2 separate regions of the Homo sapiens genome follow, and region 1 is linked to region 2. The links are chromatin loops, found by intact Hi-C in ENCODE. Cell type or tissue: IMR-90. All regions are shown on one strand. Links, peaks and the distances in the headings refer to the core of each region. The heading gives the core; the rest is flanking DNA. Region 1 overlaps TK2 (thymidine kinase 2). Region 2 holds the start of LINC00920 (long intergenic non-protein coding RNA 920).

Evidence for each region. Peaks named below come from ENCODE experiments on the same cell type or tissue, not always from the same donor. Only the 100,000 strongest peaks of a DNase experiment are listed, where the experiment ranks them.
Region 1: it touches region 2 in a loop (10-fold over the local background); 13 of 110 quality-filtered maps call a loop at or near these places.

What each region holds. Positions count from the first base shown.
Region 1 is chr16:66,512,215-66,520,610 of GRCh38, forward strand. TK2 (thymidine kinase 2) reads right to left here. Exons shown (of 10, transcript NM_004614.5): 7 at 5,575-5,663; 8 at 4,922-5,001; 9 at 1,517-1,597. Among named protein-coding and RNA genes, the nearest start is that of TK2, 34 kb to the right of the region's middle. RefSeq lists enhancers at 1-39, 40-1,015, 7,814-8,314. In IMR-90, for the core only: a CTCF peak has its summit at 3,754 (motif pointing left); a DNase peak (open chromatin) is centred at 4,747; H3K27ac peaks cover 2,074 bases.
Region 2 is chr16:66,401,790-66,410,039 of GRCh38, forward strand. It overlaps CDH5 (cadherin 5), which reads left to right. Exons shown (of 12, transcript NM_001795.5): 12 at 863-2,995. The coding sequence ends at 1,380. LINC00920 (long intergenic non-protein coding RNA 920) reads left to right here and starts at 6,735. Exons shown (of 2, transcript NR_046242.1): 1 at 6,735-7,025. RefSeq lists a silencer at 4,717-5,011 and an enhancer at 4,723-4,792. In IMR-90, for the core only: a CTCF peak has its summit at 4,850 (motif pointing right); DNase peaks (open chromatin) are centred at 6,722, 7,182 and 7,592; H3K4me3 peaks cover 1,044 bases; H3K27ac peaks cover 519 bases; H3K27me3 peaks cover 1,727 bases.

The DNA.
Region 1 (8,396 bases), core at 79-8,078, 110 kb after region 2:
AATCGCTTTCAGCTCTAGGGCAATCTACATTTCCAATGAGGTTTTCACTTAAGAATGTACTACAAGAGCTAGGTATGGTGGCTCATGTCTATTATCCAAGCACTTTGGGAGGCTGAGACCTGAAGATTACACGAGCCCAGGAGTTTGAGACCAGCCTGGGCAACACAGTGAGACCCTGTAAGCTCATGAATGATTTGTTTTTTTCCCTCATCACTTTCTACCCTCCTTTTTTTCCATAATGAGGGAGAAAAATAAGCTGTACTTATTTAAAAATCTACTACAGTAGGCCGGGTGCAGTGGCTCACGCCTGTGATCCCAGAATTTTGGGAGGCCGAGGCAGGCAGATCACTTGAGGCCAGGAGTTTGAGACCAGCTTGGCCAACGTGGCAAAATCCCATCTCTACGAAAAATATAAAAAATTATCCAGGCATGGTGGCATGCGCCTGTAGTCCCAGCTATTCAGGAGGCTGAGGCAAGAGAATCATTTGAACCCAGGAGGCAGAGGTTGCAGCGAGCCGAGATTGCGTCACTGCATTCCAGTCTGGGCAACAGAGTGAGGCTCTGTCTCAAAAACAAACAAACAAAAAATTACTACAGTAATATCTCACTTTCCGGCAACCTCACTGCCTGCAAGAGCCATAAGCAGAAGTGTTTGAGCCCAAACAGATATTCCTATGGCCACGCACAAAAGCTCATGCACAGCCCTGCCTCACATCCCATCAAACAATGCTCCTATAGCCATGCACCAAAGCTTGCGCACAACCCTGCCTCACAGCCAATCCCATGTTGTATATGTAACCATCTTAGGTTCCCTCCAATCAAGACTCGGAGGGACCCCAGACTCCGCATTTCTTGGGAGCATCTGGGCCACTGCTTATTTGTCTGAGTAAAGAAATCTGGAAACAGCAAACTGGAAAACAAGGAGATGGGGAAGTAAGGAAATGCTGACGGGACAGACACATCAATATCAGTCAGAAATGACACATGGCAGCAAGAGAAAGGAGGATTACTGTAAAAAGTAAACACAGGAACGCAGAGACATTAGTGGGCAGGGCAGACAGTTCCACACACCTCAGCATTCCTAAGGGCATCACTGTGTGACAGCCCAGACCAGACAATGACATTCCTTCTGATGACCTGAGTCACCAAACAAAGGTGAAATGAGGCTCTGTGTCATCCACGGAAGGAGGAAGGTCACATCAGAGGAACTACTATCCCAAATGGTGAAAACTGAGACCCGGGTCTAGAGTCTTCGCTGAAGATGCTGGATCAGTGACAACTGCCAGGTGTGATGGCACTGGCACAGACTGCCTTCCCTCGGGTCTGGCCAACTCACTCTGAGACTCAGCCCAGAAACAGGCACTGGGAGAGAGAGCACCAGCCTTCCCACCTTCCTTCTTCTAAGTTGTCAAACTCTAAAGGACTGTGCCCTCCCCTGTCTGCAAGGTGGCTGACATTCCCCGGGTCACTCCTCTTTCTAGAACAGTCTCGTACCCTGTAAGGGAGTCTTACTTACCAGAACAGGGGCTGCCATGGGGAAAAGGCTGCCTTTGATGAGCCACTCCTCATGGAGATGGTGAATTGCTTCCAGGTATTCCTGCCAGGGAAACACAAGCAGTCTGTCGGGAGTGGACAGAGCAGACCCCACCTACCAAGGGTGTCAAGCAGAGGGGGTCAAAGTAGTCAATGACCATGGGCAGTGACTCAGACAAAGGAACCCTGCAAGAGCAAACCTGGCTCAAGTGGACAGCGGCAGACGCAGCCACACACTCGGTGGCCAGGCTGAGCAAAACAGCACAAGTGTCACCAGCCACCCTGCTCTGCTCCACTGGGGGTTCGTGGGCACAAACACTGGCCCTTCCCCTGGCGCCTGAATCAAAGCCAAGGCAAAAGGCAGGACCCCCTCCCCCTCCCCCTCTCCCTCTCCCCTTTGCACGGTTTCCCTCTGATGCCCAGCCGAGGCTGGACTGTACTGCCGCCAACTCGACTCACTGCAACCTCCCTGCCTGATTCTCCTGCCTCAGCCTGCCAAGTGCCTGGGATTGCAGGCGCGCACCGCCATGCCTGACTGGTTTTCGTATTTTTTGGTGGAGACGGGGTTTCGCTGTGTTGGCCGGGCTGGTCTCCAGCTCCTAACCGCGAGTGATCCGCCAGCCTCGGCCTCCCGAGGTGCCGGGATTGCAGACGGAGTCTGGTTCACTCAGTGCTCAATGTTGCCCAGGCTGGAGTGCAGTGGCGTGATCTCGGCTCGCTACAACCTCCACCTCCCAGCCGCCTGCCTTGGCCTCCCAAAGTGCCGAGATTGCAGCCTCTGCCCGGCTGCCACCCCGTCTAGGAAGTGAGGAGTGTCTCTGCCTGGCCGCCCATCGTCTAGGATGTGAGGACCCCTCTGCCCGGCCGCTCAGTCTGGGAAGTGAGGAGCCCCTCTGCCCGGCCACCACCCCGTCTGGGAGGTGTACCCAATAGCTCATTGAGAACGGGCCATGATGACGATGGCGGTTTTGTCTAATAGAAAAGGGGGAAATGTGGGGAAAAGAAAGATCAGATTGTTACTGTGTCTGTGTAGAAAGAAGTAGACATAGGAGACTCCATTTTGTTCTGTACTAAGAAAAATTCTTCTGCCTTGGGATGCTGTTAGTCTATAACCTTACCCCCAACCCCGTGCTCTCTGAAACGTGTGCTGTGTCCACTAAGGGTTAAATGGATTAAGGGCGATGCAAGATGTGCTTTGTTAAACAGATGCTTGAAGGTAGCATACTCATTAAGAGTCATCACCATTCCCTAATCTCAAGTACCCAGGGACACAAACACTGCGGAAGGCGGCAGGGCCCTCTGCCTAGGAAAACCAGAGACCTTTGTTCACATGTTTATCTGCTGACCTTCCCTCCACTATTGTCCTATGACCCTGCCAAATCCCCCTCTCCGAGAAACACCCAAGAATGATCAATAAATACTAAAAAAAAAAAAAAAGGCAGGACCCACACCTGGCTTCTCCCATTTACTGCCACTTTTGCAGCAGCAGGGCCTCAGTTCCTTCAGGCAGGGGCCCAGCCCTGGGCAGCCTCTAAACCCTCCGCTCTGTCTTGCCACCAAGAGGACTGTGACCCTCACCCATTGCCCTTCTACCCCCTCAACAACTCGTAACCTATAGACCCTCCAGACTATAAAGACCACCAACTGCAGAAAGCCTGATGCAGCGGAGCCCAAGGGAAAAGGGGCACAGGCCCTCCTGAGCCATGGGGCCTGCATGCCAGGCAGAGCAGATACTCGTGCTCTCCCAGGCACAGAGTGGGATGGCTCCTCACACAGATTCCACTCGCCATCCCAGAGGCTCGCGTGTCAACTCTGCAGCAGCCTTTACATCTCCTGCCCAGCTCTCCCTTGGCAATAGGAGCCAGATGTGTCCCATGGACCTGGTCAAACCCTTAAGACAATGGCTTGGATCACGGCTTGGACGGCCCCCAGGCTTGGGGAGCATCTGGGTCACTGCACAGAGCTGCTGTGCGCATCACAGCATGGTCCAGCCTGGCCCCATTCCACCACATTCCATCTTCCTAGCATTCTTGTCTCCAAGATTTCAAAGGAGCTGCCCAGAGTGACGCCTGGGCCCTCGTGGCAGGAATGCATCGTGCTGGCACCAAGGAAAAACAAGGCTGAGCAGGATTTCAGGAGTTGGATAGGCTTCCCAGGGCCCCCAGTCCAGCCTATCCTGAGCTCAGAGCCCCTGACACCCCACTGAATGCTTGCCCAGCCTCTGTCTCCCTCCAGTGGCAGCTTCTCACATGGGACATTCAGTTCAATACTAACTGAGCAACTACTAGGCACCAGGCCCCAAGGCACATGCAGAGGACACGGAGGGAATAAGACCCAATCTTAAAAAGCTCACATTAGTGAGGGATGGGGAACAAAGGTATAAACAAATAGTGTCAGTATGCTGTCCTAAGGCCCATGATCACAGAAAGCCAGGGGGTGGGTTTGGGGGGGGTTACAATGGAAGGAAGGTCAGGGGTGGCTTCCTGGAGGAGGTGACATCTGAGTAACACTTTAAAGACAAAGGAAACGACTGTGCAAAGGCACATTTGCATAACTCCACTGTGTATGTGGTTGTTTGTGTGTGGCCACAACTAGTTCCTTATAGCCAGAGCATAGAAAGTAGGGAATGGAGGATGATAACGCCAGAGAGGCAGTTGGGGCCGGGTCATAAGCCGTATTACAAAGTGGGGACTGCATTCTAGCCAGCAGCAAGGCACTGAAAGGTTCTGGGCTGGGAAATTGCACGAGTGGTGATGAGTATTGGAAATATCAGCCGGGCGGCAGCCTGGAGGCCAGATTTTGAAGGGAGATGCAAGGAGGGAAGGGCCAGGGCGAGATGCACAGCCCGGGCCTATACTGGCAGAGTCCCCATGAGAGTCAGTGTGGCCTGAGCAGAACTCAGAAGGGCATGGCATCTCTCCAGTGGGCAAACACCACTAAGCATGAGCACCGCCTCCGTGCCGGGCACTGTGCTAAGCACTAGGGATGCAGCAGTGAACAAGAGGGCTGGGTCCTGCCCTCCTGGAACTCGCATTCTAGGGAGGACACAGAGAGCACAAGGCCAGGCAATCTTCAGGAGGCAGAACAGACAAGCCCTGGTGCTGCCAAGATGGGGAGGGGCAGGTGGGGAGGGGAGGGGAACGCCTCCAAGCAGGAGGGTTGCCAAACTGTGAGTCAGCGACCACAGGAAGCCAAGCAGATCTGGACATCCACGTGGGTCTCTGGCCAAACAGGAAGTCAGAGTTCACCCTCTGATACACTTGGTTCCTGTTCTCTCTCTGCAAACAAGGGCACAATGATCTCATGGGGGTGGGGCCGGGAGAGGAAGCCGGGTTGGACAGAGGTGGTTTCCCAGTTTGTCTTTAACCAAGTCAAAGAGGCCTCTTACCAGCGGAATGACCTTCTCCTCTTCCCTGCATCTCTTCTTTAACCTCTGGTAACAAGTCTCAGGATTGGTCCGAAGGTAAACTGAGGTTAAAAGAATACGTGGCTCTCAGGACTCTGCTCATGGCTTGGAAGCAAAGCAGGCACACAGGCAAAGGCGGGAGGAAGGTCTGCACAGCTCGAGCAGGAAGCAGGGAGGGCCAGCTCTTGGCTTGACCACTGACCCTCCGCCTCGACTTTCATTCTCTTTCAGTGTCAGCGGCCCCGTGGGGTCGTTTTGAGGCTGAATGGGATTCTGTTCATAGACAGAGCTCAAAACAGGCCTCACACCCAGCAGGTCTCAGTGAATGTTCAGGCTCTGTCCTTCCTGTTCCTTTGCAAACTAGAAAAACCCATCAGATCACAGTGGATTTGGGTCTGAAAGTAGCTGAGCCAGGGAGGGAAGTTTAAAGAACAAAGGCCAGGGTTCTTCTCCATGAGAGACCAGAAGTCCCGAATTCTGTCTGCCCTCAGGGAGAAAGCTGAACTCCCATGGGGAAGGAACTGCCAAGGGCAAGTGCCTCACCCACTGCCCCCAAGGGTTGGGGCCCAGCCAAGCACATCCTCAAGGGACCCAGGAGAGAGACAAGAGAGGGAGGTGGGAGGGGTGCATCTCACCTATCAAATCAACAGACACGTCCATGTTCCTCAAGATCCAGTCAAACCATTCCGACAGAACTACATAGTCCACTTCTGGCATCTTCCCACTGCAATGAGAGTTGTAAGGGCTTATTCACCTAAGAGAAAACTTCTGGGCTATGCAATTCCCCCAAAAGGATCTTGAGACGGCTCTCAATGAAAGGAGTCACCAAGGGTACCAGGGCACAGTGTGATCCGTGCAATACTGGACATGCAGTGACAAGGACCCTAAGCATTCCCGACCTCCTGCTGCCTGGGAGCGGCTTATGGCACAATGCTGCAAGGGCCATGGCACGGAGTGATGGGAGAATTCACTTGGGATTGGAACTCTAAGCAGAGAAAGGGACTTTAAAGCTTGTACCCTGAGAACAGAGACAGTGCTCAGGTTAGGCAATGAATCAGCAAACCAATTTCACTTCTAGAAATTTATTTTGTGGACCAGGGTGGTGGCTTATGCCTGTAATCCCAGCACTTTGGGAGGGTGAGGTGGGAGGATCACTTGAGGCCAGAAGTTCAAGATCTGCCTGGGCAACATGGAAAGACCCCCATCTCTACAAAAACTACAAAAAAATTAACTAGGGGTGGTGGCGCATGCCTATGGTCCTAGCTACTCGGGAAACTGAGGCAGGTGGATCACTTGAGCCCAGGGGTTTAAGGCTGTAGTGGGTCATGATCATGCCACTGCACTCCAGCCTGGGCAACAGAGTGAGACCCCTGACTCAAACAAAACAAAAAAATTTATTTTGTGAAAATAATCATGATGCTCACCGCGGCACTGTTTAAACCAATAAAAAACTAAATCTTGGTAAATCTATATAACAGAAAATTCACGCAGTAACTGAAGGATGATATTGTAAAATAATATTTAATGGCATGGAAAAATTTCAAATCTAATGTTCAGTGAAAGCAACAGGATCTAAAACTGTGTATATCCCAACCACATTTCCAAAAGTATTCACCAATGCATCTTGGAAAGGTGGGAAAGAAAAATATCAAAATGTAAAAAGTGCTTTTCTCAAGCTGCAGGACTACATGAGACTTTTCTTTTTTTCTTTATACCTTTTTGTATTTTCCAAATTTTAACAACACATTACTTCTCAAATCAGCAGTGGGAGTTGGGGAGCATTACTACATATTTTAGTTTTTATTTATTTTTTTTTTTTATTTTTTGAGACGTAGTGTCGCTCTGTCGCCCAGGCTGGAGTGCAGTAGTGTGATCTTGGCTCACTGCAAGCTCCGCCCCCCAGGTTCACGCCATTCTCCTGCCTCAGCCTCCCGAGTAGCTGGGACTACAGGCACCCGCCACCACGCCGGGCTAATTTTTTGTATTTTTAGTAGAGACAGGGTTTCACCGTGTTAGCCAGGATGGTCTATTTTTTATTTTTTTAAGACAGAGTTTCACTCTGTCGCCCAGGCTGGAGTGCAGTGGCGTGATCTCAGCTCACAGCAATCTCCGCCTCCTAGGTTCAAGCGATTCTCCTGCCTCAGCCTCCTGAGTAGCTGGGACTACAGGTGTGCGCCACCATGCCTGGCTAATTTTTGTATTTTTAGTAGACACGGGGTTTCACTATGTTGGCCAGGCTGGTCTCGAACTCCTGACCTCAAATGATCCACCCGCCTCGGCCTCCCAAAGTGCTGGGATTACAGGCATGAGCCACTGCGCCCGGCCTACTACACATTTTAAATGTTAACTTTAAAAGAAAGAAAAAAAGGCAAGAAAGTGGGAAGGAAGAACGAGCCAGGGTGAAGGAGAAATCTGGCATCTATTCCTGGTATTCCTGTGGGTTTCCTGTGCCCTGGGAGGAAATGAACAGGAAAGAGAGAGCAGGAATGGACACAGCTGGAGGGCACAAGCCCATCAGCAGGCAGACAACCCTCACAGGCCTAGCAGAGGAATTCTCCCTTTAACATCCTCCATTCCACTAGTGGCTCCATGTGGGTCCCGCTCAGAGCTGGGTTCGGCAAGACTGGCCATGGGGGAGTGGCCGTACCTGAGCCATGTGCAATGGGAGGCTCTCAGTGGGGAGGGGGCAGGGAGGGGCTGACTCCAGTCCCACGAGGGGATGAGCATGGAAGGAAGTAAGAGGCTGGAAGAGTGAGGCAGGCACTCTGGGAGGCCAAGGGCACAAGTAGCCCTGTCTTGGGGCCCTAACAGCAAGGCATGGCACCAACTGGAGAGGGACATTCTCCCCTAGTCTCTGAGACCACCCCCATGTCCTCAGAAGAGAAGAGTATTTGACAGAGGAGCGGGAGAGTGGACGGAGAACAGCAGCGGGGCCTGAGCAGACTGCAGCACAGAGGCCAGGGCAGACCAACCTGTGGGACGGCCAGGACTCCCAGAAAACCTGGAGAAGCTGCGTGGGAGGCTGGAGGAGTGGGAAGGAAATCCTACAGCATTGCAGAGGGGACTCCCAGGCAACAAAACTCAGGCACTACAAGTTCAGGTGACAACTTTGTGTCCACAGGCTGCCTCCCTGCCTCCTCTCCGCTTACCTCCTTAAAAGTAGCCCATTCTTTATTCAGGGTCCATCCACAGACCCAAGGGCTTCAGGGAAACCTCACCCCACCCCAAGCTTCCAAGCTTTAGGGTAGGCACAATCGGTCTAAAGGAAGTCGTCTCCCCTAGTTCCAGCAATGCGTTCAGGAAGCCAAGCTAAGTCAATCAGTGCAGGGCCTCCCCCAGCCAGGGGCCCAATTTGGATTAGGCAGGCGTGAGGGAGGTTTGCAGGGACTTACAGAAAAGATACTTCCGCACGCTTAGGGAAGAGCCACTAGCAAGACACCTGCCCTTACTCCAACCA
Region 2 (8,250 bases), core at 1-8,000:
GTACTGTATCCTGCATTTCACTCGCCATGAGACGCAGCAGGGGCTGATCCTCCAGAGGAAGCCCTCAGGTGATTAGAGATCACCCTGGCACTCACGGCAAGGCCTGGATACAGCCACGGGGCACCTGCAATACAGATTCCAGGCCTCTCCTGCCTGTAGCCCTCCTGAGAGTGGCCTCGGTATGCCCGACTTCTGGGACTTCTCCAGCAGAGATTTCTCCTTTATTAATAATTAATGATGATGATGGCATCCCCACCACAAATAGAATTGCATTTGACCTCACAACCATCCTCCCAAATATAAACAGAGCAGGGAGGTCATCATTTCCATTTTACAGACAAGGAAACTGAGGCTGGGGGGCAGGGCTGCCTTCCAGGGCATCCCAGCTTTACTTATGTATATAGTAGTTTGTTCAGTAACTCAAAGCTAGAAGGCCTGAGCCTAATTTTAGAAGCTCTCTGCACTTCAAGGTCTACCCCTCCTTAGGGATCCAAGACCCTCACATAGCCACACCCCTCAGAGATTCCCACAGGCTGAGCATCCGCACCTGCCCCTGGGTGTGGGGGAACGGCAGCGGTGGGAGTGTCGGGCGAGGTGGGGATGAGTATGCGGGGGAGCGGCAGGGACGGGGTGTGGGGTGTAGGGGGATGGCGGGGATGGGGGTATGGGGGAACGGCGGGGATGGGGTTGCAGGGGAAGGGGGGCCAAAAGGATGGGGTTGCAGGGGAAGGGGGGGCCAAAGGGATGGGCATGCTGGGAGGGCGTGGGGGTGGGGTTGCAGGGGGCAGTGGGGATGGGGGCATGGGGGGCCGCCCAGGCCCCCAGCCTTGTCTGACTCTGCTGCTCGGCTCCCTGGCTGCAGTGATCACCCTGCTCATCTTCCTGCGGCGGCGGCTCCGGAAGCAGGCCCGCGCGCACGGCAAGAGCGTGCCGGAGATCCACGAGCAGCTGGTCACCTACGACGAGGAGGGCGGCGGCGAGATGGACACCACCAGCTACGATGTGTCGGTGCTCAACTCGGTGCGCCGCGGCGGGGCCAAGCCCCCGCGGCCCGCGCTGGACGCCCGGCCTTCCCTCTATGCGCAGGTGCAGAAGCCACCGAGGCACGCGCCTGGGGCACACGGAGGGCCCGGGGAGATGGCAGCCATGATCGAGGTGAAGAAGGACGAGGCGGACCACGACGGCGACGGCCCCCCCTACGACACGCTGCACATCTACGGCTACGAGGGCTCCGAGTCCATAGCCGAGTCCCTCAGCTCCCTGGGCACCGACTCATCCGACTCTGACGTGGATTACGACTTCCTTAACGACTGGGGACCCAGGTTTAAGATGCTGGCTGAGCTGTACGGCTCGGACCCCCGGGAGGAGCTGCTGTATTAGGCGGCCGAGGTCACTCTGGGCCTGGGGACCCAAACCCCCTGCAGCCCAGGCCAGTCAGACGCCAGGCACCACAGCCTCCAAAAATGGCAGTGACTCCCCAGCCCAGCACCCCTTCCTCGTGGGTCCCAGAGACCTCATCAGCCTTGGGATAGCAAACTCCAGGTTCCTGAAATATCCAGGAATATATGTCAGTGATGACTATTCTCAAATGCTGGCAAATCCAGGCTGGTGTTCTGTCTGGGCTCAGACATCCACATAACCCTGTCACCCACAGACCGCCGTCTAACTCAAAGACTTCCTCTGGCTCCCCAAGGCTGCAAAGCAAAACAGACTGTGTTTAACTGCTGCAGGGTCTTTTTCTAGGGTCCCTGAACGCCCTGGTAAGGCTGGTGAGGTCCTGGTGCCTATCTGCCTGGAGGCAAAGGCCTGGACAGCTTGACTTGTGGGGCAGGATTCTCTGCAGCCCATTCCCAAGGGAGACTGACCATCATGCCCTCTCTCGGGAGCCCTAGCCCTGCTCCAACTCCATACTCCACTCCAAGTGCCCCACCACTCCCCAACCCCTCTCCAGGCCTGTCAAGAGGGAGGAAGGGGCCCCATGGCAGCTCCTGACCTTGGGTCCTGAAGTGACCTCACTGGCCTGCCATGCCAGTAACTGTGCTGTACTGAGCACTGAACCACATTCAGGGAAATGGCTTATTAAACTTTGAAGCAACTGTGAATTCATTCTGGAGGGGCAGTGGAGATCAGGAGTGACAGATCACAGGGTGAGGGCCACCTCCACACCCACCCCCTCTGGAGAAGGCCTGGAAGAGCTGAGACCTTGCTTTGAGACTCCTCAGCACCCCTCCAGTTTTGCCTGAGAAGGGGCAGATGTTCCCGGAGCAGAAGACGTCTCCCCTTCTCTGCCTCACCTGGTCGCCAATCCATGCTCTCTTTCTTTTCTCTGTCTACTCCTTATCCCTTGGTTTAGAGGAACCCAAGATGTGGCCTTTAGCAAAACTGGACAATGTCCAAACCCACTCATGACTGCATGACGGAGCCGAGCCATGTGTCTTTACACCTCGCTGTTGTCACATCTCAGGGAACTGACCCTCAGGCACACCTTGCAGAAGGCAAGGCCCTGCCCTGCCCAACCTCTGTGGTCACCCATGCATCTTCCACTGGAACGTTTCACTGCAAACACACCTTGGAGAAGTGGCATCAGTCAACAGAGAGGGGCAGGGAAGGAGACACCAAGCTCACCCTTCGTCATGGACCGAGGTTCCCACTCTGGGCAAAGCCCCTCACACTGCAAGGGATTGTAGATAACACTGACTTGTTTGTTTTAACCAATAACTAGCTTCTTATAATGATTTTTTTACTAATGATACTTACAAGTTTCTAGCTCTCACAGACATATAGAATAAGGGTTTTTGCATAATAAGCAGGTTGTTATTTAGGTTAACAATATTAATTCAGGTTTTTTAGTTGGAAAAACAATTCCTGTAACCTTCTATTTTCTATAATTGTAGTAATTGCTCTACAGATAATGTCTATATATTGGCCAAACTGGTGCATGACAAGTACTGTATTTTTTTATACCTAAATAAAGAAAAATCTTTAGCCTGGGCAACATAGGGAGACCCTATCTCTACCAAAAAAAAATTAATTAGCCAGGCATGGTGGCAGGCACCTGTGGTCCCAGCTACTTGGGAGGCTGAGATAGGAGAATCACTTCAGCCTGGGAGATCAAGGCTGCAGTGAGCTCTGAACGCACCACTACACTCCAGCCTGGGTGACAGAGTGAGATCCTGTCTCAAAAAAAGAGAAAGAAAACCTTTGAGATTCTTCCATTTTTAGAGCTGAGAGAGCACTTGTGAAACACACACACATGCACAAACATATAAACATGCATACAGGCATGCACATGCACACACAAATACACATACACACACACAAGCACACACACACCACCACCACCATCATCAGAGGAACTTACAGAAAAGGGGACATTTATAGATTCCTAGGAATATGCCAAAGCTTTTCAAAGCCTCTATGGACAGCTCATTCCTTAACTTTTCCTTTTAAAATCTTTTTTAGCTTCTTATTTGCCCCAGCCACTATCACTGCCTCAGGCAGCTGCAACGTTAAACAATTGCCACTGATTACTTTCAACAAATAACCTCAGAGAAAAGGCTGTGTGTATTGAATGGGTATCAAGTCAGGTCAAAAGAACACAGCCTTGCAAGTGGAGTTTCTTCCAGGGAACTACCAGACAAGTTGAATAATGACAGTTATCTGGGAATTGGACTTTGCAGAAGCTCCAACCCTGTTCTGATCTGTTTGTCTCTAGACTGCTGGTTTTCACCATGATTATGAATCCACTGGGTTTCAAGGCTACCACAGGTCTCGGGAGAAGGGGATGGGACTAGGGCAAGTTAAAATGCCATCAAGCTCTGCCAGGTGTGGTGGCTCATGCCTGTAATCCCAACACTTTAGGAGGCTGAGGAGGGAGGATTGCTTGAATATAGGAGTTTGAGACCAGCCTGGGCAACATAGTGAGACCCAGTCTCTATTAAAAAAAAAAAAAGGACAATGCCATCAAGCTCACTGTTCTTACCAATATTTAGCTGTTTTAAAAAAAAATAGGTACACCCTGGATTATTGCAAGTTTTTAATTAGTTTTCAGAGTTCTGAAAAAGTTGGTTTTGACAATTTTGGCCAGTATTCTCATTGCTTTTCTCGGGGAGAAGTGCTCCTTACTCAGCCATTCCTGCCAATGCCACCCCTTCCAGCTGGTTTTTAAGCTGTTTTCCCACCTGTCTGAAGTACCTGCTCCCTGAACTCACGGTTGTTCAATCCCTGGAGCCCATGAGATCTGTTCACTACTTCCTTCTCCAAGAAGCCTCCCCATCCCCAAGACACCTCCAGATGAGACAATCTCTGTCGCTCCAACCTTCAAGAGGGCCTGGCTCTGAGCTCTTGGCCACCCTGGTCACCTCCTCTGCTTGGAACCTGTTTACCCTAAGGTAGGAAGAGTGATCTTCATAGTGGAGGAGGGCCTGCCTCTGAATTTGTACATTTTATGGTACCCCAAACCCAGTGGCCTGGAATCTTCTGACCACACTGCACATGCCTGCTCCAGCCAACCCTGGGTCCCAAGCCTACCGAAAGTGGGCAAGGGGAGCAGAGGCTCAGAGCCCTTCCCCTCCCCCAGGCCAAACCTGTGAAGCCAGCATGACCTTCCTCATTTCACAGATGTCCAAGGTGGGACCCAGATGGGGATGAGATGTGGCCAGAGCCACACAGGCAAGTTAGGGACAGAGTTGGGCCTAGACACTCTCCCATTCCCCTAGACCACCCTCAACCGTTGCCTCCTGGGTCCCAGGACAATGCGAATCTACAGACTTCCCAGACCTGGGGGGCTAGAGGCTGAACCAAGGAGCATCGTCCGCGGCTGTTGGGTTGGTAATGGGAAATGACCACTAGGGGGCGCGCTGTGTCAATAAATGCTCAGCCAGGGCCGGTGTCTGCGAGCTCCGCGGCCGGGCATCCTGGCAATCAATGGACCGCAGGTTCTGGGGGTTCTGGACCTTGACAGAGAACCTGGTCTGGCCCTACAACCTGCCTGGGCTCTCGCTACGCTCCTCCGTCGCACCAGGCTCTGATGGGGTAGAGAGAGCCAGGGACCTAGTCCCCCACCTTCCCGAAGGAACGGGGTACCCGCTGTCTCCAGCAGCCCAGCCAGCACCAAGAATCTCGGCTCTCCGAGAGCGGCTGACCTTGGCCGCCGGATCTTTGGATTTGTGAGGGTCACAGTGCACCACACCATCCCTCCCTGCACCGGGTGGCCCTGCCGCAGTGTCCACGCCTCGTCCTCCTGCTCGGCTCCGCCCTATTTTCGCCAAGCCAATCCTGGAAGGTTGACTCTGGGCCAGGAACGGAGCTGCAGTCCCTGAGCGCCCTGGTTTCAAGGCGCCTCCCAGGTCAAGAATCCTTCGAATAAATCCTACTGTCTTCAAGGTGACTGGTAGAGTCTCTGATGTTCACAATCAAAACCTCAGACCACCCAGCAATCCCCCTTCTAGGGATTGCTAAGGACCTCCTAGGGACCTAAGATGCACTGGGTGTATCTGCCTCAGTAAATTCAGTGTTACTTACAAGCAAAAGATTCGAAACAATGTAAATGTCCAACAATAAGAGATTGGTTAGGTAAATTATGGCAAATCCACAAAACACTACCGGGCAACCATTAAAAGTCATGTTGGGACGTGGTGATCTTGAGCTAAATTCAAGGTCAAGGCTAAAAAGCAAAACCCAATGAATTATTTACAGTCAGATCTCAATTTTTTCTAGTAGATATCCATCTTCAGGTTATGAAATTATGAAAAATTTTTATTTTCTTCTCTATTCTGTGTTTTCCAAATTTCCTATAAGTAGTATATATTATTTTTATAATCAGAAAAAAAAAGTTATCTTAATGTTGATTTCTAAGCACTTTTTTGTCACTGGAAAACAGTGAATTGATAAGCAAAATTTATCCCCAAATATCATTTTTTAACACTAAAACTTTCTGTTTTTTTAAAAAGTTGAGTTCACTATTAATGCAACAGACTTTTAAGAATTACCAGCCTGACCAACATAGCGAAACCCTGTCTCTACTAAAAATACAAAAATTAGCCAGGCATGGTGGCAGCTGCCTATAATCCCAGCTACTCAGGAGGCTGAGGCAGGAGAATCGCTTGAACCTCAGAGGCAGAGGTTGCAGTGAGCCAAGATCGCACCACTGCTCTCCAGCCTGGGCGACGGAGTGAGACTGTCAAAAAAAAAAAAAGAATTAACTGAATTGTTTTTGAAGTCATCACCCTTGAATCCAGAAAATCTGTTGTTAAAGGGTTGATTAATTTTGTCTGTTTGCTTACTTCTGAAAGCATTTCTTTGAATTTCATCGGTGGGAGTCTAATCCTGTTAACCTTTGAAGTTAACAGCAAATTTCCAGCCACTTTCTGGATCAGAGCAGTTACAGTCTATGATATGAGGGAAACCCGGTTTTTCAGCCAAGTGACTTCCATAGGATTCTGCAGTGCATAGAAATATCCACCATTCCTCTTCCTCAAAGATAAGAGAAACAGCTGGGGCCTATTTCTCTCAGCCCATCCAGAGGTTATTTGGGATGTTTAGGAAATCTGTGTATCCCCCAACACTTAAGGAGACTTCACAAAACTTTGCAATGTGGTCTTGTAGCCTAGGGCATAGAAAGCACAGTTATCTTATAATATTCCTGTATAATGGTTGCCAAGGGGATGTTTAATGTTGTTACGCAGGAAGCTGTGCTGAACAAGAGTCTTTTGCTTTCAGATCAGACTCTGGGCAGGAAGTGAATCTTCACAGGGAAGGAAGCAACAAAACTCTGCCTTTGGCTTTTGCTGGCTGAGCAGGGAAAGGCCTATAGACACAGGGCATTGGGCAGGAGCTAGAACAGCCCTCCCTAGAGCACTACATAAAGCAGCCAATATTTTGCAAAGCATAGGGAAGAGTGAAAGTCATCCGGGGCATTTGCAGACACAGCACTAAGAACTTGGTGACAACAGCCCTGAAGCAAAACAGCAGCATGTACTGGGCAGGGCTTGGGAGATAAGACAGGACATCTGAAGCTAAACATGGTGAGTCCATTTCCTGGGCTTTCTGGAGCTATGCAGGGTGATAGGCTCATCCTGGCTTGCCCAGGACTCTCGTCGTTTTAGTACTAAAAGTCCTGTGTCCTGGAAACTCCTCAGTCCCAGGCCAGGTGGTTCAGAGTCAGCAGTCCTGGATGAGTCAGTGCTCTCCTACAAGCAGAGTTAGTTTCTTAACCTCCCTGAGTCACAATTTTCTCATTTGTAAATAAAATAAGGTAATATACTGCCTACTCTAAGTTTTTGTGAAAGTCAAAAGAAATAAGTCTTGAAAAGGTAATAGAACCAAATTTGGCACATAGTAATTATTCAATGTTAACAGGAAGGAGGGAAGGGAAGGAGGAAGAAAATGTTAAAAGATCGTTTTTTAAGGTAAAAATCATAACTCTTTACTCATATAAAATGAATATGTATCAAAGGTTTTATTTAACTCGTTAGTTTATGATAGAACCTGTCCAATGTTACAACCCACTGAAAGGAGTATTCAGAGAATCCCACAATAAAGCCAATAAGGAATGCTGAAATCAACTTACATACAGAAATAAAACTGGTCTATCCGCAGGGTAAAGATAGACTGCATTCCATTGGACATAATCATTTGTACTCCCATGGGCAAGAATAATTTGCATTAATCTAAGTTTTCTTCAACTTACAGAGTTGTAAAATAGCTCAAAGACGATGAAAGGCAATAACCTGGAAAAGTGTACCGGACAAAAAACCCAGTAATTTTTTTTTTTCCTATTTGAAAGTCTTTCATAATCTTTCCTAACAGAAGAAAAGAAAGAAGGAAGGAAGGGAGGGAGGGAGGGAGGAAGGGAAGGAGGGAGGGAAAGAAGTGTGGGTCTAATAGGGTTTGGATATGGTTTGGCTCTGTGTCCCCACCCAAATCTCATGTTGAATTGTAATTCCCAGTGTTGGGGGAGGGACCTGATAGGAGGCGACTGGATCATGGAGGTGGATTTCCCCCTTGCTATTCTCATGATAGTGAGTGAGTTCTCAGGAGATCTGGTTGTTTAAATGTGTGTAGCACTTCCCCCTTCACTCTTGCTCTCCCGCTCTGCCATGTGAAGAAGGTGCTTGCTTCCACTTCACCCTTCCGCCATGATTGTAAGCTTCCTGTGGCCTCCCCAGCCATGCTTCCTGCACAGCCTGCGGAACTGTGAGGCAATTAAACCTCTTTTCTTCAGAAATTACCCAGCATCAAGTAGTTATT